2 separate regions of the Mus musculus genome follow, and region 2 is linked to region 1. A link is a loop called in an ENCODE intact Hi-C map of the cell type or tissue named here. Cell type or tissue: left cerebral cortex. All regions are shown on one strand. Each heading gives the region's core, and the rest is flanking DNA. Links, peaks and the distances in the headings are about the cores only.

The links. A loop is a pair of places that touch in the nucleus more often than their neighbours do. Peaks named below come from ENCODE experiments on the same cell type or tissue, not always from the same donor. Only the 100,000 strongest peaks of a DNase experiment are listed, where the experiment ranks them.
Region 2: it touches region 1 in a loop (4-fold over the local background); 7 of 42 quality-filtered maps call a loop at or near these places.

The regions. Positions count from the first base shown.
Region 1 is chr11:113,186,050-113,201,300 of GRCm38, forward strand. It overlaps 2610035D17Rik (RIKEN cDNA 2610035D17 gene), which reads right to left. Exons shown (of 3, transcript NR_015556.2): 1 at 15,242-15,251. Among named protein-coding and RNA genes, the nearest start is that of 2610035D17Rik, 8.2 kb to the right of the region's middle. RefSeq lists an enhancer at 1-135. In left cerebral cortex, for the core only: no CTCF peak of the experiment used is centred there; DNase peaks (open chromatin) are centred at 6,316 and 6,589; H3K4me3 peaks cover 261 bases; H3K27ac peaks cover 939 bases.
Region 2 is chr11:113,803,033-113,818,283 of GRCm38, forward strand. Sdk2 (sidekick cell adhesion molecule 2) reads right to left here. Exons shown (of 45, transcript NM_172800.3): 37 at 7,297-7,483; 38 at 3,235-3,372; 39 at 93-254. Gm51930 (a long non-coding RNA gene) reads left to right here and starts at 1,088. Exons shown (of 3, transcript XR_003949797.1): 1 at 1,088-1,168; 2 at 1,416-1,529; 3 at 2,178-2,863. In left cerebral cortex, for the core only: a CTCF peak has its summit at 8,380 (motif pointing left); DNase peaks (open chromatin) are centred at 6,979 and 8,449; H3K27ac peaks cover 354 bases.

The DNA.
Region 1 (15,251 bases), core at 4,375-8,374:
TCTCTCCAAAACCCAGCATTCATCCACTCGCAAGATCCGCACCATCCCCCAACCCTCAGGACAACAGCCTCAGCTCCTCTCTTCTGCTCTGACCAGCATCTACCCAGACCTAAACATCTACCCAAGCTTGCCACTGCGCGCAGTTCCTTGGTACAGATCTGCCCCCGTAGCTGAGGGATGAGGAATTTCTCAAGTAGCAGGCTTCCAACTACATCCTGAATACTTGAGTTTGATATCTTCTGCATGCACACGTGTGTTCAAGCAGGAAGTCCTGCGCTCACCAGCACACTGGCAGGACAGACACTAGGCTTCCTGAGAGCCATACCCCACCTCCTTCAGGACTCGCAACCCCAAAGCCCAGGAGCCCCTGCCATCTGCAGGAGGACAAGGTCCCACCAACACCCCTCCTCACCACTGCCCAGCATTGCAGGATCCACCCTGCACCAAGGTGACCTCGGTTCATACTCCAGGCAGCCTCTGGTGTCGGGGCTGCAGGTCCCACAGTGGGCGCAGTGCACTTGACTAGACAAGGATGCTTTAAGGACCTCACACCTGCAGTGTTAGCCCATCTAGTCTCACAGCTATCTTCCATGAGCTAGGACTCTGAGCTCAGCCACAAAGCCCACCTGGACAGGCCCTTTCCCTGTCACAGCTCCCTGTCTCCTCCTGGGGTAGAAAAGAAAGGGCAGAGGCGTACAGATCAGCGCTCAGGAGCCTCCTGCCTCTGCAGCACTCAGTACACACACACACACACACACACACACACACACACACAAGTGCATGCATGCATACATACATACATACATACATACATACCACACGTGCGTATGTGCACTTACACATACAGCTTCAGGGCCTACCATGCCTCTTGAGGAAAAAAAAAAAAAACAAACAGGAAGAAAGGCTCACAGACATGGGGACCCTCTCCTGGTGGGAGGGGTGAGGAGCCTTCTCTCTAGAAATGTCATCGGAGAAGGGTCCTCATGGTAAGACTATGACAGTAAGGTCCCTAAAAGCAGCCAGGCACCTCCCTCCCAGGGTCTGAGCTGGCTAAACCCTCACTACCACCATCCCCTTACAGGTGTGTGCTTAGCCTGCCAGAGACAGGGCCAACTGACACCTTGCTCTCTTGAATCTCAATGGCCAGTGCTCAGCTTGTGCTGAGGAGGCTGGGGAGAGGCAGGAAGGCCATGGATAAAGCCCAACCCAGAGTCAGCTCCTAAAAGGTGCAGGCCTGGCAATCTCCACAAATCGCTGTGATCTTCACCCATTCAGCCCCACCACACCCCAGATGTCATGAACGAACCCTGTTAGAGTGCAGCCTGTGAGGTGAGTGCCTATGCGCCTCCCCCCTTCTCCCTCTCTCTGTCTCTCTCTGTGTCTCTCTGTCTCTGTCTGTCTGTCTGTCTGTCTGTCTCTCTCGCTCGCTCTCTCTCTCTCTCTCTCTCTCTCTCACACACACACACACACACACACACACACACACACAGAGCGAGAGAGAGTCTAGAACCATCAGAGTTGGAACTGGAGCCTCAGGAAGTAACTCAAGGCAAGGGGATTTCCCTCTCAGAGTCTTGCTAAGCCTGCGTGAGATGAGCCTGTCTCATCGAGACGGTATAGGGCTCGGTAAGTTGTTCACAGGGCCCACTCCACTCCGTGGCTGTTCAACAAACATTCAGATGCCCTGCTCTCAAAAATGGCTGGTTGTAGAACTTTTTGGTGTCTATGACCTGAGAGAAATAAATTTCTGTGCCACACCACAGTCAGGTCTGCTCTAAATAGTGAGGGACACACACACGGCACTCATAGATGGTCACCCTCCCCAGTGAGCCACCAAAAGTCCTTGAGACCATGACTCTTCTAAAATACATACAGAGTTACACAGCTGGTGCCCAGTCTACTGAACTGGGAGGTTTTCCCTAGCCAAATAATAGGGGAAAAAATAAAAATATAACCACTTCACTTTGGGATTTCTCCTTGGCCAGCAAAGATAACTTGCCAAAGGGTTTTTTTTTTTTTTTTTTTTTTTTTTTTTTTTTTTAGTTTCCAGATTGGGGGAAGGAGGACTTCAGGATCAGGATCTGTTACCTGATGAAAAACTTGCAACTGACCATCCCATGCCAACACTTCCCCCAAACTGCAATGATAATAACCCACAAGGCTCTTCCCATCAAAGCCGGTGCAGACCCCCGTCTTCTGTTTGCTCAGACCCCTGCTCTCCAGCACAAAGTCTTTATTGCTCTCCCTGCAGGGGTGAAAATAAAGGGGGTTTTGTGCTCCTCCTGTCCCCCCTCCCTCTGCTGGCTGAGAGAGTTTATCTGACATTGCAGGAGTCTTTGTAAACTGAATGTCCCAGGATAAGCGGTCCCTTAAGAGTCCCTTGGCCTGGGACAGAGGGACCCTCTCCAGAGGAGAATGGGGAGCTTGTTCCAATGTGCTTTTAATAGGGGGGGCGGGGTGTCCCCAGGACAGGCCTCCAGCACGCTCACAGAAGGGTCTCTGTCCCAGGGCTACAATGGAGGGAATTCTTAAAGACAGGGATGTTGAAGGGAGGGGGGGTGAAGTTTTTCCTAAGGGGAGGGGAGGGAAGTTGGAGGGAAAAGGGGGAGGAATGGCAGTCCTTCTCATGGCCAGAACAATCCAGGCTGTAACAAGGCCTCTCTATGCCTCAGGAGCAACTGAATGAATGGCTGGGCCTTAGCAGCTCCACAGAGCAGAATTCTCCTGGCATCTGGGTCTCCTGTCAGCACAAGATCTGCGTCCCAAATCCAGGATGTGAGCTACCAGCACACCAGAGGAAAAAAAAAAAAAAGTCTTTCTTACAAGGAGGGGAACCTTGGTTACCTTGTCTTAAGCAGGCACCCTCCAAAAGCCACAAGAGTCCAAATACCCACCCAGGGAAAGGATGGACGCGGTACCCACTAAACCTTTAAATAAAAAGTGCTCCCGAGCGGTTGTTCTGTATTTTCACTCTATTGACGTGACTGTGCACAGGCCTAAGAAGTTAAGGGGTCTTCCTGGAGTGAGGTGTCCACTCGGATCAGCCCCAGCAATCCCCTGCCTTGTCCGTGGCCTGCAGGAAGCAGCTAAGGAAAGAGGAGACACCTTCAATGTCCACGCTAACCAAAGAGGCATAGATAGAGTCACCAGGTTCTGAGAAGATAAAGCGGCCCAAGGCTATGCTGTGATGTCACAGCAAAGGACGGGGCTGGGACCAGGGCTGACCAGGACTTTGTAGATAGAAACAAAACATGGAGGATAGAAGCCTGAGGATTCTGGGACCAGCCACATGGACCAGCATCCTATGTGGAAAATCAATGGGGCAGCTTTTGCAGTTGGATGCATCGGGCAGCAACAAAACCAGAGAACACATACCTATGGTTCCATGAAAGAGAGGAGCCAAGGCACATGAAACAGTCGTGGTGGTGGTGGTGGTGGTGGTGGTGGTGGTGGTGGTGGTAGTGGTACACATGGCTACAAGCCATCAAGAAGAGGAATTCTGGGTGCAAAAGAAAACTTTGCAAAAATAAAAAGCCAATCCTGGATGAGTTTATCCTGGTCCTTGGATGAAAATATAGGCCTCAAGTTCACTGTCATTGCTGAGACTCACTAACTTAATGGATAAAGAGGAGGCAGGAGATGTAGCAGAGGAAGGACCCAGGCAAGGTCCTGGGCTGGCACTAGCCATTGCAGACCCCCAACACTTATGAGCTAGAAGGTGCCACCTGGCTTCCTCCCCCCACACCTCCCTCTAGCCACTCAAGCCAACACATCCCCAGGCTGGCTATTCGTCCCACCTACCTTCCATACTGAAGTCCACACACTGCTTTTATACAAGTCACCTCACCAAAGCCCATGGAAACCACAGCCCAAATTCTACACTTCCTAGAGAAAAACCCCAGAGGGAATTGGGCCTTCTAGTTAGAAAATGAAAACTTTCTCCCCCCAATTAAATCCAGCAACATGAGAGCACAGATGTGCCCCTGTCCAAGCAGAGAGAACCACAGAGCTGACTTTTTCAAATCACAGAAGGTCTAAGGTCCGGGTGGTAGGGGCTGGGGAGACGGTTCAGATGGCTCCACTGGCTGCCCAAACCCGGTGATCAGAGTTTGATTCCAGGAACCCAGGTAGAAAGCCGGATGCTGTGGTGTTTCTCTGTAACCCCAACACTCATACAGTAAGACAGACACACAGACAGGAGAACGGGATGTGAGTTAACACAAGTGGTGTAGTGGTAGAAACGAGAAATTCTGCCTCAAAAGCAAGGTGCAAGGAGAGTTGTCCTCTGACCTTCATATGCATGCACACACACACACACACACACACACCTGCACACACTCATCTGCAGGAATACACACACACACACACACACCTATACACACAATCTACACACACACATATCTACATACTACCTGCACACTGTCCTCTGACCTTCATATGCACACACACAGGCACACATTTGCACACATCTGCACGCACACACATCTGCAGGCACACACAATCTACACACACATCTATACACATCTGCACACACACACATAGGAAAACCTAAATATTTTTTTTTAATCAGTAGAAGGAAGGATTTAAGTCCACCTACTACAGTGAACGATGCCTTCTTCAACCCCAAATCTTCCCTCAACCTCAAGGTCACGGGACTTCCATTCTCCACCCTCCCAGCCACGTCAATTAAAGAGTACAAAGGACCAGCTACATGATGGCAGGAAGTGGGTGCAGCTCAGACAAGGAAGGGCATCTCAGCAACCTGTCAGAAGGTGATGTTGCATGGCTCCCCCTAGTTCTAGGCATAGCATCCAAAGAGTGGACCCAAGCAATAGGTCTGCCCTGTAAGTTAAGCTTTGGGTTCCAGGAAAACAGCATTATCCCTCTCCCCGTGGACTGAGCCCGAGGACCCCTTGACACCAGGTCCGTCTGCTTCCTCATCAGCCCATGGAAGCACACAGCCCATCCTCACAAGCCTTCCTTACTGAGGATGCAGGGAAAACCCTCTCAGGATCGTCTTTGTAAATGCCTAACGGGACAGCAGTTTGACCAACCCAGGCTTCCGTATCAGTCAATGGGTTTCCGTATCATTCACAATGCTGAGGCATGCTTTGGGCACGGGCACTGTCTAAAGCAAACAGGGGTAGGATGGTGTTGTGGGAATGTACTAGTTGTTTTTTTGGTTTTTTGAGTTTTGGAGGTTTTTTTGTTTTGGTTTGTTTTGGTTTTGGTTTTGGTTTTTGGTTTTGGTTTTGCTTTTTGCTTTTTCGAGACAGGGTTTCTCTGTATAACTCTGGCTGTCCTGGAACTCACTTGGTAGACCAGGCTGGCCTCGAACTCAGAAATCTGCCTGCCTCTGCCTCCCGAGTGCTGGGATTAAAGGCATGCGAAGACAGACCTGTCTCCATCTGATCCAGACTCTGTCACTGCAAGCTTGACAATGCCTCCCATTTATTGGTATCTCCCCAAACCATGCCACGCCCCATGGGAGGGATAAGGGGGAGAACAAATAGAAGGAATAGAAGTGAGGGGACACCCAGAACCCCTGGAGTGCCCAATGAGAGCTCCTTATGGGTTAACCCAGTGATGAACCTTGTGGCTTGGGTATTCATTATTCTGACACTGGCCATACTGTCTCAGCTACAGAAGAGAAAGTCATCTATTTCCAATGGACTCTGAGAGGGTGAAAGAAACACTGTTCTAAGAAGACAAACTACACCCACTGACACATGATGCAAATTCATTTGATTTGTGTCTTCTAGAACTTTCCAAAAGGACACACATCTACAAGCATGCAGCTAAAGGCTTTGTCACCGACCAGCCAAGTGACTCAGATGAGTGACAAAAGCTCCTGGAGCCTCAGTTTCCTCTTCTGGTAAATGGAACAACCTGCTTTCCTCCCAGATACCTTCAATACCTAAGAATCACACCCTCTTCTCCCCCTCCCCCCTTAAGAAAACAATCCCTACTCAAGTTTCAGACAGAAATAATCTATTCATGATGGTAAGATGCCCCCCGCCAGTGGTAAATGAGGACGGCTGACAGCCCCTCCCAGGGCTGTGTAGCTTCCTTTAAGGGCTCACAGAACCCATGAGCATGAGTCACAGCTCCTCAAAGCCTACCTGTGTAGTGAGGATCAAGTGAGTCCCCCACCTCCAGCCCCACAGCCTGGAGATCAAAGCTGCCGCTCTCATGCGGAGCGCTTGGGAGATTTCCTTCCAAGTTGGCACATGAACGTGTGAACGAGAAAGAACTGTCACAATACAGCCACTTGTGCCGAGACGCCTGCACTGACTCCATGTCTGGCTTCCCTGGGCTCTCAGCTTCCCTGCCGGCTGCCAAACGCACGAGTCTGGCAAGAAGTCTGCCCAAATCCATTGCCCCAGCTCCTGGCTACTGGTTGTGAATGCCAGGAAGGGACAGAAGGCATCTCCCTCAAGGGACACACAGGGGACAATAGCGAGGGCCTGTGGATACTCTCGGTCAGGGAACTGCTTTTTTTCTTTGAAGAAACCCCAGGTAAAGGGTGCCATTCAACGCACCGGGATGCTTCTCTGTGACAACGATGTAGAGGAAAAAGAAGCCAGTCACAGGCGACACATGGCGAGGCTGGATTTAGCAACCCATGAGTCAAACTCCTGACTCCATGGTGGAGCAAAGCAACGTCTCCATGAAGAAACAAGACTCTGGGGCTGGAGGAGGTAGGAGAGGAAGGTACTATTAGGGCGTGTTCACCAGCCAGCTTTCCGTGTGCATCAGCGTGCCTCCAGGCTCACAACAAGCATACCCGAAAAGTGTGCAGGTGCTCAGTCGTGTCCCGATGCCCACGTTGGTCACATCAAGTGTGCATGGGGCATCTCTCCCTGTCTACTTCTGCTTCCATTGCAGAATCCTAGTGGGGTTGGGAAGCCAGGCTGTGAAGCATGTGACATTAAAGATCATGTGATCCATCTCCTGGCCACAGCTGCAATGGGGAACAGAGGGTGGCCCAGGGTCTGCCCTAATGAACGTTAACACTAGGAATCTGCAGTCAGGAGGCCTGAGATGCTGCCCTTCTTGCCCCCACCAGGGGTATACCTAACAAGGGAGCTGGATACAGATGTAAAGAATCAGAGGGAAGGAGACCCACAAATACCGGAAAAGCACAGCCCCCAGACTCAGTTGTTTGAAACCTAGGATCATTTTAAGCTGAGTCAAGCCAGTTTCTCTGAAACCTGCAACTAAAAGCCTGTTACCGAGGTAAACACACTCCTTTTATGAACAAAGACTTGAGCCCAGAGACCTAGCAAGATAGATCCAGTCATAGAAATGGCAGGTGTTGGCTGGGCAGGACACTGTTGAGCTATGACTCCATCTTTAAAGCTGGCAATCCTAGGAATAGTCCCCAAAGAGCCCCAAGACCATGAAGATCCGTGGAAATGAAAAGAAGTCATCTCTGGGCAAGACTAGAGACTGGCCCATTTTTCCTGCTAGAACCTAGATGATTGGCAGCTGTCTGAGTTGGGGTTTCTACTCCTGCACAAACTTCATGACCAAGAAGCAAGTTGGGGAGGAAAGGGTTTATTCAGCTTACACTTCCACATTGCTGTTTATCACCAAAGGAAGTCAGGACTGGAACTCAAGCAGGTCAGGAAGCAGGAGCTGATACAGAGGCCATGGAGGAATGGTACTTACTAGCTTGCTTCCCCTGGCTTGCTCAGCTTTTTTGCTTGCTTTCTTATAGAACCCAGGATCACCAGCCCAGGGATGGCACCACCCACAATGGGCCTCCACCCTTGATCACTAATTGAGAAAATGCCTTACAACTGGATCTCATGGAGGCATTTCCTCACCTGAAGCTCCTTTCTCTGTGATAACTCCAGCTTGTGTCAAGCTGATGCCACCTGGGAAAGCAATAATTGATTGAACCACAATATGTGATGCAGATAAAGCCCCTTGGCTGAGTCCGTCTTACAAGTTCAAATGATGCCATCAGATGGCCAGTGTGACCAGCAAGCCACACGGGCGCCTACAGGTATATCTTTCCCAAGCTGTTGCCTATAAGAAGACATGTTCCTGGGGTGACAAGGGTCTAGAGAAAGGGTTTGGAAAGAGGTGCATGGGGGGTGTTACCAGTTTCCCTCACAACAAAGAGGAGAAGGGAGGGCCAGGATACAGGAAAGGTACTTAAATAAAGATAAAAACCAACCCTGGAAAGGCCCAAACAGCCCAGTGGTCAGGGTGGGGCGAGAAACCAAGACCAGCTCAGATCTCTGGTTAACCACATCCCTGGTTTCCACTCAGAAATCTAATTAAACCGCCGAATACCTGAACGCCAAAGTGGGCTTGCCAGAAACCACAGATCCCCTGAGAATCAATTTAACACACAAACAAGTGTATCTGTCGAAAGGCCAAAGAGGAGAGGTCGGGGGCAGAGTTCACCCTGGGAAGAGGTCACTGGGAGTCATTTGCTACGGGAGGTAAACCCCAAGGTGTGGCCTGATTCCTCCACCATCCCCAAATAGCTCTAAGGACAAGCAAGCTCTTGACACCCAAGTCTAAAAGTGAAAAAATGTTAGAAACTGAAATGGCAAAAAACAGCATCCTCGGGCACAAGCCGTTTCCCTCTCACCACAAGGGGGTAAGGTACAGAGAGCTGGGAGGCTCGAATATGAGCACAGCCTGTGCCCCAGGGCTAATAACAGGTACTCAGTGAAAATGTCCGGTCCCGACTGGAGACTGGATGCAGGCACCGGATAGCTGATCACAACCCAGAGCAGGCCGAACCTTCTGGGCTCGCACAGGAAAGCACGAGAAGAAAGGAGATCGCCTGAACCCAGCCCTGATCCTGGCTCTCTCTCCACGGCTCTGCCCCCAAATCTGACACCTTGCTATAGGGCTCAGGCTCTAAACCACAGGCCACCCAGCTGTACAGGAAAGGGCTCATTAGTAAAATGTATAAAGTTTCCATTGAAGCACAAGGTTCGCTCCTACGTGAAAATTTGAGGCTGTGGGACAAGCAGGAAGAGAGGACTCACCCCAGAGTGCCCCTAAACAGTGAGACCATGCTCCGCGTAGCCCTCCAGTCCCCACACCTCCACACCAGGCGCTTTCCAAACACCTTCCTTCCCCAGCTCTGCCAGGTTGGGAGTTCAGGTCGACAGGTGAATTCTGCTGGGCCTAGGTAAACAGCCTTGGAGGCACTAATCTGTGCCCGAAGGCCTTCCTCCCTCAGGTGAGATGACAGCCTGATATCACCAGGCTGAGGGTAATGTCAGATGGGACATGGGCACCAGAGCACAGGAAAACTGCAGCCCAGATAGTAAGACTTCACGAGTACACTAGGCCACCGAGCCTTGCCATCCAGAGATGGACAACTGCAGGGCAACTCTGCTGTCCCTGGGTTCTTTGAGGGAATTTAACTCCTAATAGAGGTTGCTTCCTCTAGGCTACAAGCTCCCCAGAGCACAAGAGGGAGGGAGGGAGGGAGGGAGGGAGGGAGGGAGGGAGGGAGGGAGGGAGAGAGGGGAAGAGAAAGGGGTGTACAGTGTGGACTAGAAAGTGTGTGTGATCGATGGCTAGCAAGGCAAAAGGGTACAGCTACAGGGGAAGGCAGGGTGGATCTTGAATAAAAAAAAAAAATTAACCATGAAATCACAACATGATCCAGTCATTCCACTTTTGTTTGCAGACCCAAAGGACTAGAAGCAGGAACCTAGACGAATATTTACACACCCAGAACGGTGACAGCATTATTTACTGTGGCTGGAAGGCCTCGGCAGAAGGAGGTGACATTGGGACTCAGGAAGGAGAAGCAATGGGTACATGTTACTACAGCATGGATAAATGTGAGGGCATTGTGCTAAAGTGACTAGCAATCAGTCAAAGTCGCAGATAGGATAGTAGATGGGTTTCCAGGGCCAGGAAGATGGGAAACGGGGAGTTAGTGCGCCATCAATATGGAGTTTCTCTGAGGGCAAATGCTATCTGCGGAAGTTGGGTGACCACTGAGCAGTGCACAGACCAAGTGCCACAACTGTACACAGAGAAACAGACAAAGACTGTAATTCTTACCTTCTGCATATCTTATTATGATAAAATAATGGATTTTTTTTAATGAGTTAAGAAGTCAGATCTGCAGACACAATGACAGTCACCTAACAGTTCTGAGCGCCTTCTGAATACAGAGGAAACCCCTAAAGGCCAGCACCCCCCAACACCATTGTCTCTATAAGTAAAGCAAGGCAGAACCCCTCCTGACTTGGCTTCTTACGAGAGGCCACAGGCAGAGGAACGAAAGGAACAGCATAAGTGTCTAAGGACGCATCCTGTGGGCACTGTCTTTACAGCCTGAAGCAGGGGGAAAGCCCATAGTCGCGTGACTGGAACTACGTCTACAGTTGGCTCACAGAGCATGCTCGCTGGAACTGGAGGGCTGACTAGGTTAGTTCTCCCATCCCAGGCTCCCCAGTCCAGTGAAGGCAAAGGAAAACAGATTGATCAATTTAAATGAGGCCAGGAGCCCACTTGTTAGGCAAAAGAAATGGATGCGCAAGAGACACCAAAGATCAGCATCTTCTGAGCTCAGCAGCTCAGAAGGCCGGGTAAGCTCGCAGAGCGGAGGGGTTTGATCTATTTCTAGGGTTGCAGAACTCCAGGTGCCCCAAACACAGCCACTTCTGTCTAACCACACACTAAGGCACCTGGATTCGAGACTTCTGTGCGAAAACCTGTAGCAACAAACCAGATCAGGGAGGAGGAGGTGATGATTCACGGCGCAGGAAGGATTCTTGGATGGAAACCTGCCGCCTCAGCATTCTTGCAGGTCGCGGGATTCCTCTGGGCTTTGGGACTTTCACAGAATCCAACAGGAATGGTATTGTATGGGACCCCCCCCCCAACCTCCTACCCCCTTACAGAATCAAACAGGAACAGTATCATATGGGACCCCCTCCAGCCCCCTACCCCACCCGAGGCATCACAAGCTCAGTCTAGGAAGCTAAGCTTGAGGGATTCTGAACAGAGCACACTTAACCAGCAGCCTGACTGAAATGCCATCCTCTTGTGAACCCCGGGCTCTACCACAGCGGTAGCCGGGGCTGCTAGCTGGGTGCGGGGGAAGAAGCAAAAGCAAGAGGATGGTATGTTCAAGGCCAGCCTGGGCTACGGCAGGAAGGACCTGTCCCAACATTAAAAGGATAATTTGGCACAGAGGATGCCCACTGACTCCATGGAGACCTTTCTGTTGACATGGTCACAACCCAAGGTCACAGTGGTCTGCGTGGACGCTGTTGCAAAGTAGCCCAGTTGGGGGACACCTTCCAGGCTTCCAGGGCCGCACATATGGGAGACGGACTGCAGATCTAATGTGTTCCTACACTAAAGAGTTTCCTGTTATGTACCCGCCCACGGCACAACCGTCTCGCTACGGACAAAGGACACACAAATTTGAGAAGTCTCTGAAAAAAAAAAAAAAAAAAAAAAAAAAAAAACAATACCAACAAATGACAAGAACAAAGGAGACTGGAATACGAGAAGCGAAGCCCACAGAGGCTGCCTGGAGGAGGTGGAGCAAAGGGGTCTGCGGCCAGGAAAAAGCAGTTGTTCCCTGTCTTCTCCTGTATAATGTCCCCGTGAGCACGTGAGAAGCACAGCCCACCCTGCTGCCTCCTGAGCCCCAGACAAATCCAAACAGAACTAAGGTGGGGCAAGCAGGGGACGTGGCTAAGCAAGGTCTCCAGGCCGTTCATCCTCAAGCAAGCCACAGTCTGAAGGCATATTGAAGAGGGCTGGGGACAGTCTAAACCAGACCTGGGTAGATCCAGGAAGAGCTGTGGTTCCTTGGGTTAGTGGGGGCGGGGTTCAAGGTCAAGTCCTGAGAGAGAGGGACAAGAGCAAGGATGGAGAGCCACCCCCATGCCCATCCTGCGCCCCTGCCCCTCTCCCGTAATACTTCCTGCGATGACCTTCCAGGTTGTGGGCTGGGAACAGGAAATGCCTTGCATCAGGAGGAAGAGCAGAGACTAGAGATCTCTCCCACTACAAACTACAGGGTGACAGGGTGTAGCAGCTGAGGCAGGAGGATTGTTTCAAGGTCAAGGCCAGCCTGGACTACAGAGTGAGACCCAGACTATCCAAGACAAAACAAAACAAAACAAAAACAATCAAATAGTACAGGTGGTGGGGACATTCCGGATCCTCAAAGAAAAATCAAGTCCAACAGCCAGACCCTAGATGTATGCTCTCCTGGGACCGAAGGGACCTCCCAACTGCCGAGCCTCATACAGATGTCATCAATGCTCTGTGCAACCAGTCACTCCACACTGGAGAAGCAGAGCTATGCCGGAAGCAGGCAGCCCTACGCTGCACAAGGCGTATGGAGGAGCTGTGTGGGGCGAGGAAGTCAGAGAGGCTTCCTGGAGGAAGAGAAAATGAATTTGCTCACTGTAGGACCTTTGCTGAGGAGAGACAACACACGGGCTTCAGCAGGCCAAGAATCAACCTTCTCACACATGATCTTGTATGTGAAGGCCTTCATTCCCAAAGTCCTTCACGCTGGCTCCCCAGCCCCCAAAGGAAATCTCTTACAGAAAGACAGACTCTCTTAACCACAACTCCCTCAATCCACTCTGAGGCGAGAGCAAGGCTGTCAGTCCCTTTAGCTGCGACCAGGAAATTCGACCTCAGCGAGGTTTGCACGCCAGGGGCCTGACACACCTGCCACTCCTGGGTCGTGAGTCACCTGCGCAAGCACTGCACCACATACTACTCAACCATGGGGCAGGCTGCTCATGGGCTCCTCTCACGCACACCGGATGTTATCCATCTCCTGCCTCCAGAAACGTGTTGGGACAGATCGGTTAATAACCCAATTTTCACTCAACAACATGCCTGGTGGAAGTTCGATGAAGTCGGGGACGGAGAGATGGCTCTTTCATTTGGCGTCTGGGCCTCCCATGGGGTCCTTGGGGGTGGAGGGTGGGGTGTCCTGATCCTGTTCAGCAGCTGTCAGACAGGATGGGTCAGTGGGGATGGATGGGAGATGGAGGTGGCCTCTCAATTTCAGGCCTTCTGGGAACAAAAGCCACCCACTTCTTGTGCTCCCTCAGTCTCCATTTTTACAAGATGGCTTTGTAGCATACAGGATGAGTTCGGGCCCCACTCGGGACACCAATGGGGTAATAGGAATCGTGGGTCAGAAGCGTCAGATCCTTGTTGGTGCCCCGGGGGCCTGATCAATACACCATGGTGCAAGCCAGATGTTAACATGTGGGGAATCTGGGGAAAGGAGACGGGAGAGGCCGTATTTGCCGCTTTCCTATAAATCTAGATCCGTGCTCAATTCAAAGGTTAATGTTAAAGAAAAGGCAGTAGTTTAAATCCTGCTGCCTAGCAAACACAGACCTGCGGGGTCACTGAAGCAGTTGCTAGCATAATTCGCAGGAGAAGGTCAAGCCAATGGTCCTGGAGGTTGGAGGTGTTGAACGACTCTTTGGAAGTGGGTAGGCCTGGCAGGCTCAGTGAACTTTTCGTGGTTTTTAGCCCCATGCCTCTGTGTCCCCTCCCTAAGAGAAAGGCTGTGTGAGAGATGAGTGGTGCCCTTCGCCTCTAAACCCTCTTGGAAATGTCTTCCACTTGTAAGGCTTCTCCAACGTTCAATCGACAGACTTAAAGAGGACAATCTCTAGAAACCAGTCGAGATGCGTCCTCCCAAGTGCAGAGAAATACTGAGGTACTAAGGGACTCCCCCGCCTTGGCATTTGCTTGCTGGGGCTAAGTTTGGAAATACCTAAGTATCCAACAGTAGACAGTAGCAATCCTTTGCTTGGTGGCTGCAGAATTCAGTAGTGCTACGAGAGTCATAAATGGGGATCGGAGGAGAGGCACATGAACAGGAAACAAAGTCACGAATACTGTGGATTGTACACCCTCAGCCTGACCCTAGAAGAGGCCCTTTGAAACCAGTCTCACTGACCAAGGACCCACAGACGATCTCTCCAGGACCCATTCTCCCCGTCCCCATACAACAAGAAACTACAGAAACGTGCACCTGGCAGAAAGCGTCCGGTCGCCACAATGCTAGATACACAGCGCTTCTTACTGGAGAACCGTCCAGAACCAGCCTGGGCATCCACAAGCACCTGGGTGGAACCAGGGGCAGCAGGACCCCAGTTTCTGCAGGACAGTCAAGACTCATAATACTTCATTTAAAACATTTTTTTTTCTTCCTATGCTGCCTAGCCTGCCCTCCTTGCGCAGGTGCTGACTGAGACCTCAGGGCTCCTGGGCACTCACCAAAGCCAGTCCCTGGCTGAATAGCTTCCTCTGTTGGAGGGAGTTCTGGGGTGGGAAATGGACCACCACACACACACACACACACACGTTCCAAAAGAACACCTCAGGACTGCTGACAGGGATCGGTGGGGGAGGGGAGAAGAAATCCATATCTGGAAATTGTCCCCAGGAAACCAGGACCAGGGGGAAAGTTCTGGAATTAAGGGTGAGAGCCCAGGAGGGAAAAGGAAACAGAGGAACCTGGTGTAATTTAGGGTGGGGAAGCTCTATCATTCATTCAACAAACACCTACTCTCAGACAACCTCGTGACAGGTACCAACCTCCCTACTACAACGCAATCACAAAAGGACAAGGAGGAGAGAGACCTATTATTGAGTACTGACTCCTATGATTTACAGTTATGTCTCAAGACCTAAGGCAAAAGTCTTCTTCATCATAAAAGTCACACCAAGAGGAGGAGGATGGTAGGTGCAAACACTGGACCAAATTCCTGCCCTGGTAAACTGTACTCACATGGTGGCCAATACCCATCTCTCCATCAACTCCACAGCAGCCCAGTCCTGAAAATAATGCAGTATCCACCAAGCGCTCCCACGGCTACCCAGCCCCCGTGGCCTCTTGCAAACACTGTGCCTCAGCAGCCCGCTGCGTGCAATGGGCAGCTTCCTGGAGAGGCATGGCTAGCAAAGCAAAGGGTCCCAAAGGACCAACCCTGCCAAAAGGCAAGTGCCAAGAAGGCAGGCGCTCTCTGTCCTGGCGCGGGGTAACCAATGGCTTATCCATGCCGCAGGACAGGACGATGAGCCCAGAACAGCCGCTGACTACAGAGATCTGAGCTAGTAGGGTCCACCTGAGGGTTGCTAAAATGATTTCCCGGACGTCAATCCTTAAACCTTCAAAAACCAACACAAGGCTAAAGAAGGGCAAATCAAATCCACAACTGCGCACTGCGGGGGGGAAACTTACCTCCAGGTGA
Region 2 (15,251 bases), core at 6,024-10,023, 620 kb after region 1:
TTCTGAGCTAGACAGGTCTCTAGACCTCCTGGGTCTCTCTTACTTGGAGGCCTGAGGATGCGGGGCATAGGACAGTGTGACGTCTCCCCTACCTTCTCCAGGGCCCGTAGTGATGTTGGCTTCAATCTCAGGCCCATAGGTGAAGGTCTTGGCTTTGATTCGGAAACGATACGTCATGCCCTCGGCCAGATCCTTCACTTTCAGCCACAGTGGGCTGTTCCCCTTCACGTCCACTGTCACAATCTTGCTGACCCCTGTGGGGGAAGGACCGTGAATAGGGGCTGCAGTAGCTGGTGGGAACAGGGCCACCAAGGCCACTGGCAGCTCCTGGGAGGAGGTGACGGTTGTGGCCTCCATCTCTTGGAATCAGCCGAGCTGTCACTCAAGCCCACAGGCTGCCAACACTGTGTCAGGAACATGGCTCTGAAAAGAGCTCAGGAAAAAAAAAACACTCCATGGTTAAAGTACCCGGAGGAAAGCTATGTCCTGTCTGTGCATCCCGGAACAGCCACAAAGTCTCCATCCTGTCTCACTGCTAGACTACCCGTCAGCCCATCCCAAGCCAACATATCACAGAACGTGACATTTAGGCAGCTGGTGTTGGGACGTTCTTGAAGATGCCTCCAGCATTGGAGCTGGATAGCACCCGGTGACTATTCTAACCCCACCCCAGCCCTAGCCCCAGCCCCACCCCAGTCCCACCTTTGTTCTCTTCTTGGCCAATGAGAGCCCAGCTCCAGGGGCCCCATCATCTGTAACCATGTGGCTTTTAGGGTTGAAGCTTCAGCAGCTAAGGTCATGGCAGCCAGGGGCAGGATTGGGGGCTTCCACAAGGTGGTTCTGTGCGCTCTGCACTTTCCTAACCCTAAAGTCTCCCTGAGAGTCAGGACCAGGTTTTGTTCTCTTATAGAAGGTCACCTCAGAACCTGCTATAGCCCTTAAGCTTGTGTGTGTGTATGAATTCCCTTAAAGCTGGAGAAAAATATAAATAAATATATAATATAAACATATAAATATTATATTTGTATATTATATATATTTATATATATATATATATATATGATTTCAGTTTATTCTTCCAACAAGCCCAGAGGGTCAGGAGCATTCCTAATAAGGAAATGGGAAATGGAACTTCACATAAAAGGAGAGTGCACCAAACACATAGTAGGTACTTTATTAAATTTATTTATTTATGTATTTAATTTCTTAATTCCTTCCTTCCTTCCTTCCTTCCTTCCTTCCTTCCTTCCTTTCTCTCTCTCTCTCTCTCTCTCTCTCTCTCTCTCTTTCTTTCTTTCTTTCTTTCTTTCTTTCTTTCTTTCTTTCTTTGACAGAGATCTCCATGCCTCTGGCTGCCGAGGTGTTAGGACTAAAGGCGTGCGCCACCCCTGCCTGACACTGTTTCTTTTCCTTAGATGCTAATGATCCAGCATCAAGCCCCGGAGGGAGCAGAGTGGAGCAGGGGACATTCTGCTCACATGTATGCCTGGATACCACTTGCATGCCTGGTGCTCAAGGAAGCCAAAGAGGTATTGAATTGCCTAAAACTGGAGTTATGTACAGTTGTGAGCTGCCATGCGGGTGCTTAGGAATTGGCCCTTTGTGACAGTAGCCAGGACCCTAAACTGCTAGGTGTTCTCTCTATGCCATATTTATTTTTGAGACAGGGTCTCTGGTGATGCAAATTGGTCTCGAACTTCCCTGAACTCCTGTCTCCCTGCCTATACCTCCTGAGAGCTGGAATTGTGGATGTGAGTCACCATGGCTAACTTACGTGGTGCTGAGGATGGTACCCAGGACTCTGTGAATGCCAGGCAACCACTGTGCCAATGGAGCCTCAGCTCTAGCCCTTTCACTTACTGAATGAGTCCTCTTTGCTGAGCAGATGCCATCCTGGCCTAGACCTTGGCTTTCTCTATAAGAAAATGGGGGGCTGCTGGCCTGCTGCAGAGCTGTGGCATTTCTAAATGGACACCCTGACTCAGGAACCTATAAGGACATGGAGTTTAGACCCTGATGGACGAAGATCTTGAGAGGCCAAGAACTCTGTTTCTCAAAGTGGGAGGTCTCTGGATAGGCCAGGAAGAAACCACTTAGACAAGAGCCTGTCTAGGTTCCCTGCATCTTGTCTTCTTGTCCTCTGACCTAGTTCTGTTCCTTCCTGTATCTCTTTCCAGGACCTGCCTCCCCTTTGGTTCTGACACAGCCCGGCTCTGCAGGATGGGCAGCTGGCACCTAGGTGGTGGCAAGAAAAACTGAGGATCATTGTCCCCATCTCTGACCCATAACTGGAGCTGCCTAATGCTCCCAAGCTTTGTCCCTTGTTCTTACCAGGCTCCAGTCCTAGGAGGTGTGTGTGTGTGTGTGTGTGTGTGTGTGTGTGTGAGAGAGAGAGAGAGAGAGAGAGCACGCACATGTACAAAAGTGGTCACTTCCTGCCACCAGGGTGTCACTTCTAGGGCAGTCTTCTCCCTATGTCTTGTTGTAAGTAGTCCCAGCCATTGAGAAGCCCAGCCCCTTTCTTGCCTGTGAGTTCTCTTAATGTAGCTGCAGGGTGAGAAAGCTGCTGTGTAAGAAAGCTGGCAGTTACCTGATGCCAGCAGGCAGCGCTGCCGGTCCAAGCCCTCCTGAGAGCCCCATGGCAGAGGGTCTGGGTGGGGGGCCTGGGAAGGGCAGGGGTGGAGAGGGAGAGAGTGATCTGAAGACAGTGCATTTGACCTGGGCTAGGACAGTCATTTGCAGAGTGTGGTAGCTGCTCACTGTCACACATCTTCCTGGGGGAGACGCTCCCAGGCTTTGATTAGATTTCTAAAAGGGTCCCTGACCCTCCAGAGGGGGTGTGCTGAGAACTCTGAGGTTTGGAAGGGGCCCGGGATAACATGAGAACACCAGAGGACTCTTTTCTTTGGGGTTCTGTCCATTCTTGGGGCAACCATGTTTTGCTTGGATCCCCTCTCTCTCTAGTCCTGATTCGGTTTGTGGAACAGGGTGTTTATGTTCCAGGTTCCTGGCCTGCACAGGAGACTGCGGCCCTGTGATGCTGCTGCGACTTTGCTCTCACATGCTTATCTCTCAGAAACACCCCAATTCCTGGGTCATATTTCCCCATTTATAAGACAGGAGGATTCTCACCACATCTGACTGCTGACGAGTGATCCCGGTGTGGTCTGTGGGTACAAACCAGCCCTTGAAAGGGGAGAGAGTTCAGGCCACATGGAAGACGCCCCCGCTTACCATCCACTGGGGTGCAGGGTTCGTACACCAGCCTGTAGCCCTCCAGAGGACCGTTGGGGAACTGTGGGGCATCCCAGGACACATTCACTGAGGTAGTGGTCAGCTCGCTGAACTTGACCGAGCCCGGGGCACTGGGGGCTGTGGAGAGAGAGCAAAGGGTTTTTTGTTTTCCTCTTTCTGTGGAAGTGCAAAGCTTCAGGTTGGGCTCTAAGCAACTAGCAGGAGCTCTTGGGTCCATGCCCGGGAAGAAGAGAGAGTGAGGCTAGGCACAAGAAGAAGGCAGGAAGGGTCAGCTAAGGCCCTCAAAATCTCCTCCTCCCTTGCCGTCACTAGCTCTCAGCTAAGAAGAGCAGAGGCTCTGGCATGGGGAGAAAGACCTCCTTAAAGATGGAGAATCTGGACTCACTCCTAGGTGGCTCTGAGCCCTGGCTAGTAGCATGGGACCAGCCACTGCATTACAACGGATGACCCCTGAGGGTCACTATGGGGGCAAGACCATTTCTTGTCACCGTGGGGTGTGTTTTTCAGCATCCCGGTAGAGTGGGGTTGGGGTGCCTTGAGATACAGAGTGGGCACTAAAGGAGATGTCAGAACTCCGGAGACATGGCGTGCCTTTCATCCCTGGGTGGCAGGGCTTGCATAGAGACATTAAGCTGTCAGCAGGAGCCAGACCAGAGGACAGCCAGAGCCTCTGGAAGAGATGTTTTCTTGTTCTAGGACCCCTGGGGTAACTCTGAAAACACAAGGATGGAAGATTCTGGTGTGTGTGTGTGTGGGGGGGGGGCTGGGAAATGGGAGGGCAAAGAGGCAAGACAGGAAGCACCCCCACCCCCCCAGCATCCCAATCTGGTTGGGTGGATGGTCAGGCTATTATTGTCCAGTGCTGCCTCCCACCAGGCCAGAACTAATCTTGACAGCTTCCGGCCCATCTCCCCCGCTGTCTTTGAAGGAGGGAGGTGAACTCAGGGCCCTTTCCTGCCCTCCCCCTCAACACACTAGGGGGTTAGAAGGACGTGGGACAGGACATTCTGTCCTATGCTACAGGACCGGAAGCTTCTAGGCTCCTGGGGGTGGGGTGGGGGCGCTCATGTCTGACCGGTGACACTGATGAAGTGTAGTCGAGATGGCCAGGCAGGCAGGCAGACGGACAGGCTAGCACACCCAAGCTCAGCCTCTGGCTGACCCGGGGAGCCAGGAGAGGGAAAGGCTGCCCTGGAGTGGGATCTTGTCCCAGAGAGGATCCCGCTTCTGCAGCAACTGAAGACTAGTGGGGGCCACATAAGGAAAGTATCAGGCTGGAAAAAGCCGCCTTCTGGAGGCCAGGGCAGAAGGCTATACTAACGGGCGATTTGTTCTAACAAAAATCGGAGGATGAAGCCAGGTGTGGTGGCGCACGCCTTTAATCCTAGCACTTGGGAGGCAGAGGCAGGCGGATTTCTGAGTTCGAGGATAGCCTGGTCTACAAAGTGAGTTCCAGGACAGCCAGGGCTACACAAAGAAATCCTGTCTCAAAAAAAAAAAAAAAAAAAAAAAAAAAATCGGAGGATGCTTGTTTCATATAAAATGCCATTTTGTTTGGCAAAGAGCTACAGACATCCTTCTATGTACCCACTCCTCCCTTATCTGTGGCGTTGGGAATTAAACCCAGGGCATCTCTCTCAGGCTAGGCAAGTGAGGTACCACTGAGATATCATCTAGAACTTCCCATATACATTAACTCATTTCTAGGTTACTTTCCATTCCTGACACATTGCAAATAGTACTGTATCTATTTACTAAGTAGTTGCTACTCGGTGCTGTTTGTACATGCTCAGTAAAGACACATTTGTTATTTGGTGCTGTCTGTCTTCAGCATAGATACATTTTCACTTGCTTATTTGCCTTTTGAGGCATTCTCCCTTAGCTCAGGGCAGTCTCGAACTTGCTGTGTAGCTAAAGGTGGCTCTGATCGACTTTAAAGGCTTACTTTTCTTTTCATTTATGTGCATGTGTGTCTCTGTGTGTGTGTCACACCAGCGCCCATGCCCATGGAGGCCAGCACAAAGGGGGTTGGGTCCCCTGGAATTGAGGCTCGAGGTGGTTGTGAGACACTTAATGTAGGTTCTGGGAATGGAACTCAGTCTCTTGGAAGAACAGCAATGCTGAGCCATCTCTGAGCCCTGGCTCTTGCCCATTCCTGGCTTCACCTCTTAAGGTCTGTGCTGCTGCACCCAGACAGACGCAATTTTGGGGAATATTTTCCTTTCTTGGTTGGTTGAAACTGCAGATATGAAATTCATGGCTTTGAGGGTTGACACACGGGGGAAGAGAGAGAGAGAGAGAGAGAGAGAGATCCTGAATTCTCTCAGATCTCAGATCTGCCTTGGTTCCAGCATCTGCCCTTTCCCCTATGACCTTACCAGGGGATCAGGAGCAAAAAGCCTATTTTCTGGGGTGACTCTAACCCCTGTTGTTAGACAGACACTACACTGCTTACTCCCTGGGAATTCTAGGGGAATCCAGTGTGACACTGACCAAAAAGTGGCTTTGGACACCTCAGGACAAGGGGATCTGTCCCCTCTCTCCTTCCTCCATCCTGCCTGGATCTAGTCCCCACCTCTCTCTGTCATCTCCTCCAGACTCAGCCCAGAAGGCAGAGCCAGTTTTTCTTTTTATTTCTTTTTCCCTTTCCCTTTCCCTTTCCCTTTCTTTCTTTCTTTCTTTCTTTCTTTCTTTCTTTCTTTCTTTCTTTCTTTCTTTCTTTCTTTCTTCCTTTCTCTTTCTTTCTTTCTTTCTTTCTTTCTTTCTTTCTTTCTTTCTTTCTTTCTTTCTTTCTTTCTTTCTTTCGGTTTTTTGAGACAGGGTTTCTTTTTATAGTCCTGGCTGTCCTGGAACTCACTTTGTAGACCAGGCTGGCCTCGAACTCAGAAATCCGCCCTTTTGAAAATTTTATTTGTTTATTTTTATTTCATGTTCATTGGTGTTTTTGCTTGCCTGCATGCCTGTGTGAGAGTATCAGGTCCCCTGAAACTGGAGTAGCAGGCAGTTACGAGCTGTCACGTGGGTGCTGGGAATTGAACCCCGGGTTTTTAAGAGCCAGTGCTTTTTTTTTTTTTTTTTTTTTTTTGAGACAAGGTTTCTCTGTATAGCCCTGGCTGTCCTGGAACTCACTCTGTAGACCAGGCTAGCCTCAGAAATCTGCCTGCCTCTGCCTCCTGAGTACTGGGATTAAAGGTGTGTTCCACCACTGCCCAGCTCAGCCAGTACTCTTAACCACTGAGGCAGAGTTCTAATTCTTAACCGCTCCAACCCTCTGAGTCTCCCCATCACACTCAACACAAATCCTGTTCTCCAGACCCTTGGGAATCGGGCCTCACTCCACCTCTCTTGTCAACACCGGGGTCTGTCCCTCGAATCCCCTCCAGCCTCCTGGCCTCTGCACCTGCTGGTCCTTCTGACAGGAATCCTGCTTCCGGCTTCCTGCTTGTCTCCAGAACTTCCCACAGCTGGTCTCCTCTGGCTCAAAGCTCAGCTCAGGTGTAGCCAGCCATCTTGTGAACCACACCCTGCTCCCCTTAGCTCCCCCTACCCCCCAGCCAGCTCATCTGTGCTGTGCTTGTTTATGTCCTGTCCCCTGGCCTCAGCAGGACACAGACTTACTTTTAAAAAAAAAATCATTGTTTCATCACCAGTGTGAAGCAAAAGTGTGGGCTCACAGAAGACAATGAACGCGGGGTGTGCTGAGCAAAGGCAAGGAGACAAGAAAGGAGGAGAAAGCCAAACAGGGGCGGGGAGTGGCGGCTGTCCCAAAAGCTGAGACAAGGTGGGCAGAACAGGCTAGGTGAGATCTGGGGACTTTCTCAAGGTTCCCAGTGAGAGTTTCTTTTTTTCTTTCTTTTCTTTTCTTTTTTTTATGGACACATAGAGCCTTCTTTGCAGGCTGGGCTTTTCTTTCCACAGGGCATCTGGAAGTGGGGCCTGGGTATCCGAACCCAGTTCCCCGGCTGCGTGAAAGCTCCGACACCAGACGTGGACACCAGTTTGTCCCCCAAACCCTGACCTCCCCAAGAGACTTCTCCCTACCTGCTTGCTGAGTCTGGCCCCGGGTCGGGGTGCTCCTCGGCCCATCCCCCGCAGCATTGAAGGCTGCCACGCTGACCATGTAGGCTGTGTAGCCCGTCAGGTTCTTGAGTTTCACGCTGTTCTCAGCCAAGAAGAGAGTCTTCACCCTCTCTGTGAGGTTCCTCCGTTGGACTTCCCAGAAATAAATCTGTGGGAACCAAAGATTGTGGGATGAGAGGGACGAAGACATCAGGCCTCCCCTCCGCCCCTGCCCATCTCGGGGGTTCAAAGACACCCCTGCTTTCAACCAGGAAACAATATGGAAGTAGCTAAGAGCTATTTAAGAAGGATTCGGGAACTTTTCACTTTGTAGTCAATACCGACCCTCCGATCGTCTGTAAGCGTCATCCCCTGTGTATCTTGTGTCTCTGGGGTTGGCATCTGTCCCATGTAACAGGCGTGTCAGCCTCAATAGGAACCTGCATCTCACCAGCCTGAGCTGGAGAGGCGGGAGCAATCATGGGCTCTGCTCCACTGTGTGGGGCACAAGGGCTAACAGCTTGGCAATGCCAGGGCACTGGTGAGGAGCAGAGAGCCTCAGCTCTGCCCCGTGTGCCACATAGGCAGCCTCAGCTGCTAAGGCCCCTGTAAAAAGCTCCCGCTGTAAATAAAGTTCCTGGTGGTGCATATGCGCAATCCAATCTGATAATCGTGGATCAAAGTCTGAAAAGTCTGGTGCAGGCTAGACAGAGGTGGCATTCGGTTTGTGGCTCAACTCTTGATGGCACCATTTGCTAGGCCTGTGACTTGGTCAGCTGCAGAGGGCTTAAGGACACCCGCTTTCCGGGGCGAGCAAGAAGACTGCAGGCCGTAAGGACTGGCCAGCTTCTAAGGGTATTGTTACACGCTTGTGGAGGATTTTAAGTCCTCAGTGCAGCAGGAGCTTCGTGGAGCCTCCGGGCACTCTATAATGAGCATGGTTAGTGCTTTTAAACACGCATCGAAGACTCTCAAATTACATTAAGAGCTGGTATTCTGCTACATACAGCCTGGCATCCCAAACCCTGTACAGGATTGACGATCATTTGGCTCCCTCTGCTGGCCAGAGAGGGTTCTGAACGCTATTGGAGTTTCCTTTCCTCCATACCAATAAAAGTAGGAAAGAGCTAATAAAAGTGTCCACCCCCAGCGTGTGCAGAGGCAGTCAGGACATCTTGTTACTACAAAAGATTTGCTTCTCTACTGCCTTGCTTCCATTTAAAAAATCTTTTTATACGGGGAATTGAGGTCTCCATTCATAAAATCACCCACGCATCCACTGACTATGAGAACGCAACAGCCACAAAGCAGTCTCCTGGATTCATCGTTTGGGGAAGAGCTCAAGGCTAGCTCTACAGCTCTGCACACGCCCTGAGCATCAGCAGCTTGGCGAAGACAGTCAGAGAACTGTTGGATTCTCCTGGCCTGAGGAGAGGGATAGAGGGGTTTCCAGGGCCTCTGTGGAAATGCAGGGGTAGCTGGAACGGTAGGGGAGGCCGAGGAGGGGTGACGGCTGTGTGAGGAGAAACAGGCAGGGGAATGTCATGTCTCAACTGGGTGAGGCACGGTGCTGTGGAGACAGGCTGGGCGAAGCTTGTGACCGGTTGATGAAGAACAGGGCAGATTTATCAGCAGCCTTAGCAGTGTGAGATTTGGAGGAACGGTGAAGATGAGAACGTACTTGGGGTTGGGTTTGGAAAAGAGAGTAGAGAGTCAGCTTGAGCGGGGCAGAGACTATGGGAGATTGTCTTTGGTTTCCTTCTTTCCAGCTCTTCCCTCCTTCCTGCCCTCTGCTGGAGGGTCTCTCTCCCTCCGCTGAAGATGGAGCCTGAGTTCTATGTAGACTGTCTCGTGCCCGTGTCTCACCAGAACACAGCAAACTGGTCAGCAAGCACTTTATCGTTTAGCGATGTCCCTGTATCATGGGAGAAGCCTTTGAATGAATCCTCCAGCAAAGAGACCCAACAAGGACATAATGAGATGTGAACAAAACCGCGAGGTCAGGAAAGGGCATTAGGAACGGAGACAAGGGGCTGGGGAGATGGCTCAGTGGTCAAGAGCGCCGACTGTTCTTGCAGGGGACCCGGGTTCTCACAACTGTCTATAACTCCAAGATCTGACACACCCTCACACAAGATATACACAAGATGTGGACAAAACACCAGTGCACATAAAATAAATAAATAAATAATTTTTTTTAAAAGAGGAAATAAGGGACTGGAGAGGTGGCTCAGTGGTTAAGAGCACTGACTGCTCTTGAAGAAGACCTGGGTTTGGTTCCCAGCACCCATCTAGTGGCTTAGAAGCTCCTATGTGTCTAGTTCTAGGAGATCTGATGCCCTCTTCTGGCCTCCTTGGGTCCCTGTGGTGCACATGAACTCATGCAGACAAGCACATAAACATATGAAAATACTAAGTAATGAACAAAAGAAGAAACAAATTTCAGAATGCCTTTATGGCCTGCCTATGACTGGTCCTAGAGGGAGATACTTGGTGTTGTTGGGGAGACAGGGTCAATGGCTGGGGAGGGCATTGGGCAGGGCAGTGCCAAGGTGTAGGACATACAGAAGCAGGCTGCCTGCTTGCTGTCAGTAGACCTTTGTTAGATGAGGATACACAGTAAAAGGGACAAGGGCTGAGGCTGGATCCTGGTCCCCAAGGTGACATGATTGATTGGTAGAGCACCCACTCATGGGGAAGTGAGTATGTACTGAACCCAGGCTATGGGCTCCAGAGGGCAGGCACCCTGGCCCATCTGGCTCCTTTGTGTCCCAGACACCTCACTCATGGTTGATACATAGGCCAACAGACATGTCATGGGGGGAAGTGGCTGGAGCGGCAGCAGATGACGCTGACCCCATTTCTTTTTTTTTTTTTTTTTTTAAGATTTATTTATTTATATGTAAGTACACTGTAGCTGTCTTCAGACACCAGAAGAGGGCATCGGACCCCATTGCAGATGGTTGTGAGCCACCATGTGGTTGCTGGGAATTGAACTCAGGACCTCTGGAAGAGCAGTCAGTGCTCTTAACCACAGAGCCATCTCTCCAGCCCGGGAGTCAGATCTTGTTATGGATGGTTGTGAGCCACCATGTGGTTGCTGGGATTTGAACTCTGGACCTTCGGAAGAGCAGTCTAGAAGAGCAGTAGGGTGCTCTTACCCACTGAGCCATCTCACCAGCCCCTGACCCCATTTCTTAACTCTTGGTTTTTATTCCCAGCCCGTTTCCCCTTTAATCACTTTTCTGACGTATAGTTGACGAAAATTTAATAGAATTAAGATATATAATTAATGTTCTTTTTTCTCTCTTCTTTCCTTTCTTTTTTCTTTTTAAAAAAAGATTTATTGATTACTGCTAGAGGACAACAATCTCTAAGCCAAACCCGAGACTGTTGTGAGAAAGGGAGTGAGGGAAGGGAAGGAGGATTTTTTTTTTAGGATTTATTTATTTATTTTGTGAATGTGAGTATACTGTTGCTATCCACATCCCAGAAGAGGGCAACAGGTCCCATTACAGATGGTTGTGAGCCACCATGTGGTTGCTGGGAATTGAACTCAGGACCTCTGGAAGAGCAGTCAGTGCTCTTAACTGCTGAGACATCTCTCCAGCCCCTCTTCTCTCTCTCTCTCTCTCTCTCTCTCTCTCTCTCTCTCTCTCTCTCTCTCTCTCTCTCTCTCGTTGCTTATAGTGCTAGAAACAGAGCCCAGGGCCTTAAGCACGCTCAGAAGCACTTGATCAGCACTGCACCTCTCTCTGGCCAACCTGTTGTTATTATTATTTACTTACCCTTTTTTGGAAGCAGGACTTACATAGCCCAGCCGCCCTTGATTTTACAAAGTGACTAAGGGCAACCTGGAGCTGACCCTCCTGCCTCTACCTCCTAAGTGCTGGGATTACAGGTAGAGGCCCCTACGCCTGTTGCTTTATGCCTGCAGAGGGTCAAACCCCAGGAATCATGAATGCTAGCCACTCTCCCAGCTGAGCCCTACCCCAAGCCCTCTGATGTTTTCATACCCATCCACTGGGCCCACTGTCAAGCCAAGCTGATTGGCACCTGTTACTTCCAATGGTCACCTCTTTTTTTTTTTTTTTTTTGACTTTTCATAAAAATCACAATTTATTAACAGATTTTGAGAACAGTGATTCAGAAATGATTGTAATGAGAGAACCAAATGATTGAGAAAGAATAAGAAAAGCCTATCTATTTGGGTATGGGCTTATCTAAGAACACTGTAGCTGTCTTCAGACACTCCAGAAGAGGGAGTCAGATCTCCTTACGGATGGTTGTGAGTCACCATGTGGTTGCTGGGATTTGAACTCAGGACCTTCAGAAGAGCGGTCGGGTGCTCTTACCCGCTGAGCCATCTCACCAGCCCCCTAAGAAGAGTCTTAATTAAGCCTTAGCATTAGTATTTATATCTTGTTGGTTACAACTCAAGAAAGTCCTTAATAAACTCTACCCGCTGCCCTTGCTGGATAAATCAGGAGGTGGTGTGTGTGTGTGTGTGTATGTGTGTGAGTGTGTGTGAGTGTGAGTGTGTGGTGTGTGTGTGTGTGTATGTGTGTGAGTGTGTGTGTGTGAGTGTGTGAGTGTGTGTGTGTGAGTGTGTGTGATGTGTGTGTGTTTGTGTGTGTGTAGGTAGGAATAATCGCTGAGAGAGCAGAAGCAGGAGCCGCTGTGCCTTGATCCTGGCTCAGGGATTGCCCCTTTCCTGTACTGGGCATCTGTGCTGCGATTCCTAGAAAACTGCAGGATTACAATCAGAACCGAAGCCTTTAAGCGAATGCTTCTAATTGTGCTAAATCCCTGACCTACAGTTACCTTTTTTGATGCACAGTAAGAACCTTTAAGAGCAAGGGTCAGCATACGTGTTTCAGCTACACACTACAGTTTTATTGGGCATGGCTAGCATCCTGCAGGTTAGCTCCAGGGACGGGTTCATCCTTCCACGCCTGGACCTCTTTTGGCTGGGGGTTATTTTTGTTTCTTTGGCATAGGCTCACTCTTCCTCAGGAAGGCCCGGGACTCACTCTGTGGCCCTGCCTCAGCTTCTAAGTGCCCATGTTTTCCCACTTTCATTTTTGAGACAGGGTCTCTGTATGTAGCTCTGGCTGGCTTGAATTCATGGAGACCCACCTGTACCTGTCTTCCGAGGGCTGGGAGTAAAGGTGTGTGCAACCATGCCTGGCTTGAAATGTTTGCCATATGACCAGCATCTCTCCAGTCCCTCCCAAATCTGGCGACCACCTTCTTCTTCCCGATTTTGTGACTTGGACTAGTCTTCTTTTTCAAAAAGAATTAATTAATTAATTAATTAATTAATTAATTATTTATTTATATTAATGGGATCCATTGGGTGGGTCCCATTACAGATGGTTGGGAGCCACCATGTGGTTGCTGGGAATTGAGCTCAGGACCTATGGAAGAGCAGTCAGCGCTCTTAAACCCTGAGCCATCTCTCCAGCCCGACTTGGACTATTCTATCCTATTATTACTATCCTAGGGACTTTGATGAGTCAGGTCATGTGTGAGTGAGGTCATGCAGACCAGTCAGTCTTCCTGGTGGCTTCCTGGTGGTTGGCTCATTTCACATAACACAATGTCTTCTGGGTTCATATAGCTTTGAGACAAGAAAACAAACAGACCGTCCCCAAGAGCAGACAAATAAATGGGTAGCAGGAACCTGGGAAGTCAGGAGGCACTACCAAACATGAATTGGGTGGAGATTCGAGTCCATGCCACCATGACCAGCCACGCACCAGGACACACACCTGTAATCCCAGCATTTGGGTAATGGAAGCAAGAGGACTAGAGGTTAAATGTCATTCTTAGTGACACAGTGAATTCAAGACTAGTCTGGGTTATATGAAACCCTGACTCAAAATATGGCATCTACAGCAGTGGCTGTTATTAAAGTATCAAAAGATAACCAGCCCTGGGCCTGGAGAGATGGCTTAGCTGATAAGAGCACTGACTGCTCTTCCACTCCTGAGTTCAAATCCCAGCAAGCACATGGTGGCTCACAATCCTCTGTAATGGGATCCGATGCCCTCTTCTGGAGTGTCTCAAGAAAGCTACAGTATACTCATATACATAAAATAAATAAAAAAAATAAATAATTCTTGAAAAATAAAAAAGAAGAAGAAGATAGCCAGCCCTCTGGTGAGAAGCTAGAAGCCTCCTGTGCCATCATTGGAAATGTAAAATGGCATAGTTACTGTGGGAAACAGTCTGGAGTTCTTCAAAGAAAATTAAAAATAGAATTACCATATGATCCAGCAATCTCATTTCTGGGAATGTATCCAAAAGTATTAAAATCAGGATCTTGAAGAAGATATTTACACTCCCATGTTACGCCGTAGTAAGAGCCACAAAAGCCAAGATGTAGAAAATCCAGGCACTCTATTGCACACCTGTCACCCCGCACTTGGAGGCTGCCGGTCACAAGTTCAAGGTCACCCTTGGGGACATAGCTAGTTTAAAACCATGCTGAGCTAATGTAAGACCCTGTCTCAAAAAACAAACAAAGAAACAAACAACCCCTTCTCATTATGTCAGTGGGTGAAATGATGAACAGCCAGCATTTGTGCATTTACAATGGATTTCAAATTCTGCTTTCAAAGCAGGGAAGTCTTGCCACTTAGAGGCACGTGGACCTGCGTCCTCCTCCTGTGAATTCCACAGCCTTTAGACTGCTATGAACACCTGAAGCTATGGGAGGGCTACGTAAGAGGTCACCACAGCACATGCATCTAGGGAACTACAACAGGGCAATGACTCACGGTCACGCTGGCCCAATGTTTCCCTCCCATAGCTGTGATCCCTGCAGGAGGAATCCGCCCGCCCGCCCGCCTGCCTGGGACCGTGAGGGACTTCACTGCTATCATGGCAATGCCAGTTTGTTGTTGTTGGGGGAGGGAGGCAACTCTGGAATGGAACCCGTGGCCTTGTGCATGATAAACAGCTGTTCTCTGGTTTAGTCACTTTCTCAGCCCTTGTTTGTTTTAGTTACTGACACAGTCTCATGCAGCCTGGAACTAGCTATGTGGTTGAGGAGGACTTTGAGCTCTTGATCCCCCTGCCTCCACCTTCAGAAAACTGGTATTATGGGTGTGTTTTGCCACAATCAAGTTATAGCCCTTGTTTTTATTATATTTAAAATTTTTAGTTATGTGTACACACATGCATGCGTGTGTGTGTGTGTGTGTGTGTGTGTGTGTGTGTGAGTGTCCCTGTCCGTGTGCCACTGTGCACATGAGTGCAGGGTCAGAAGAAGGTGTCAGAGTTCAGGGAGCTGAAGTCCCAGCCAGCTGTGGGTGTTGAGAAACGAAGCAAGTGATCTTAACTAGGGAGCCATCTCTCCAGCTTCACCCTTGTTATTTTTGGGCAAGAATTTTGATAAGTAGACAAAATTAGCTATGAGCCTACAATGCTCCTGCCTCAACCCTGCTTTCCATTCCAGCTCGAATGATGGGTATATGCTGCCATGCCTGGGCCAGTGGCTCTTCATCCATCTATCTGCCTATCCACTCACTCACCTATCCATCCATCCATCCACCCACCCACCCATCCTCCATCCATCCAACCATCCATCAATCCATCCATCATCCACCCATCCATTCATTTTTGAGACTTTGTAGCTTGGCTAGCCTTGAACTCATAACTCTCAGCTCCTCTTTCCCTCAGTACTTTGGTGGCTCTCTTTTATTCATTCATTCATTCATTCATTCATTCATTCATCCATCCATCCACCCGTTCACTCATCCACTTTGAAGACGATGTAGCACTAGCTGACCTTGAATTTATAATTCTCCTGTCTCACCCCTACTTTCTTTCTGTACTTGGATTACAGGCATACATCATAATATATGACCAAATAGTTTACTTTTAAATTTATTAATTAAAATTTGAAACCCTGTATTCCTGGCTGGCCC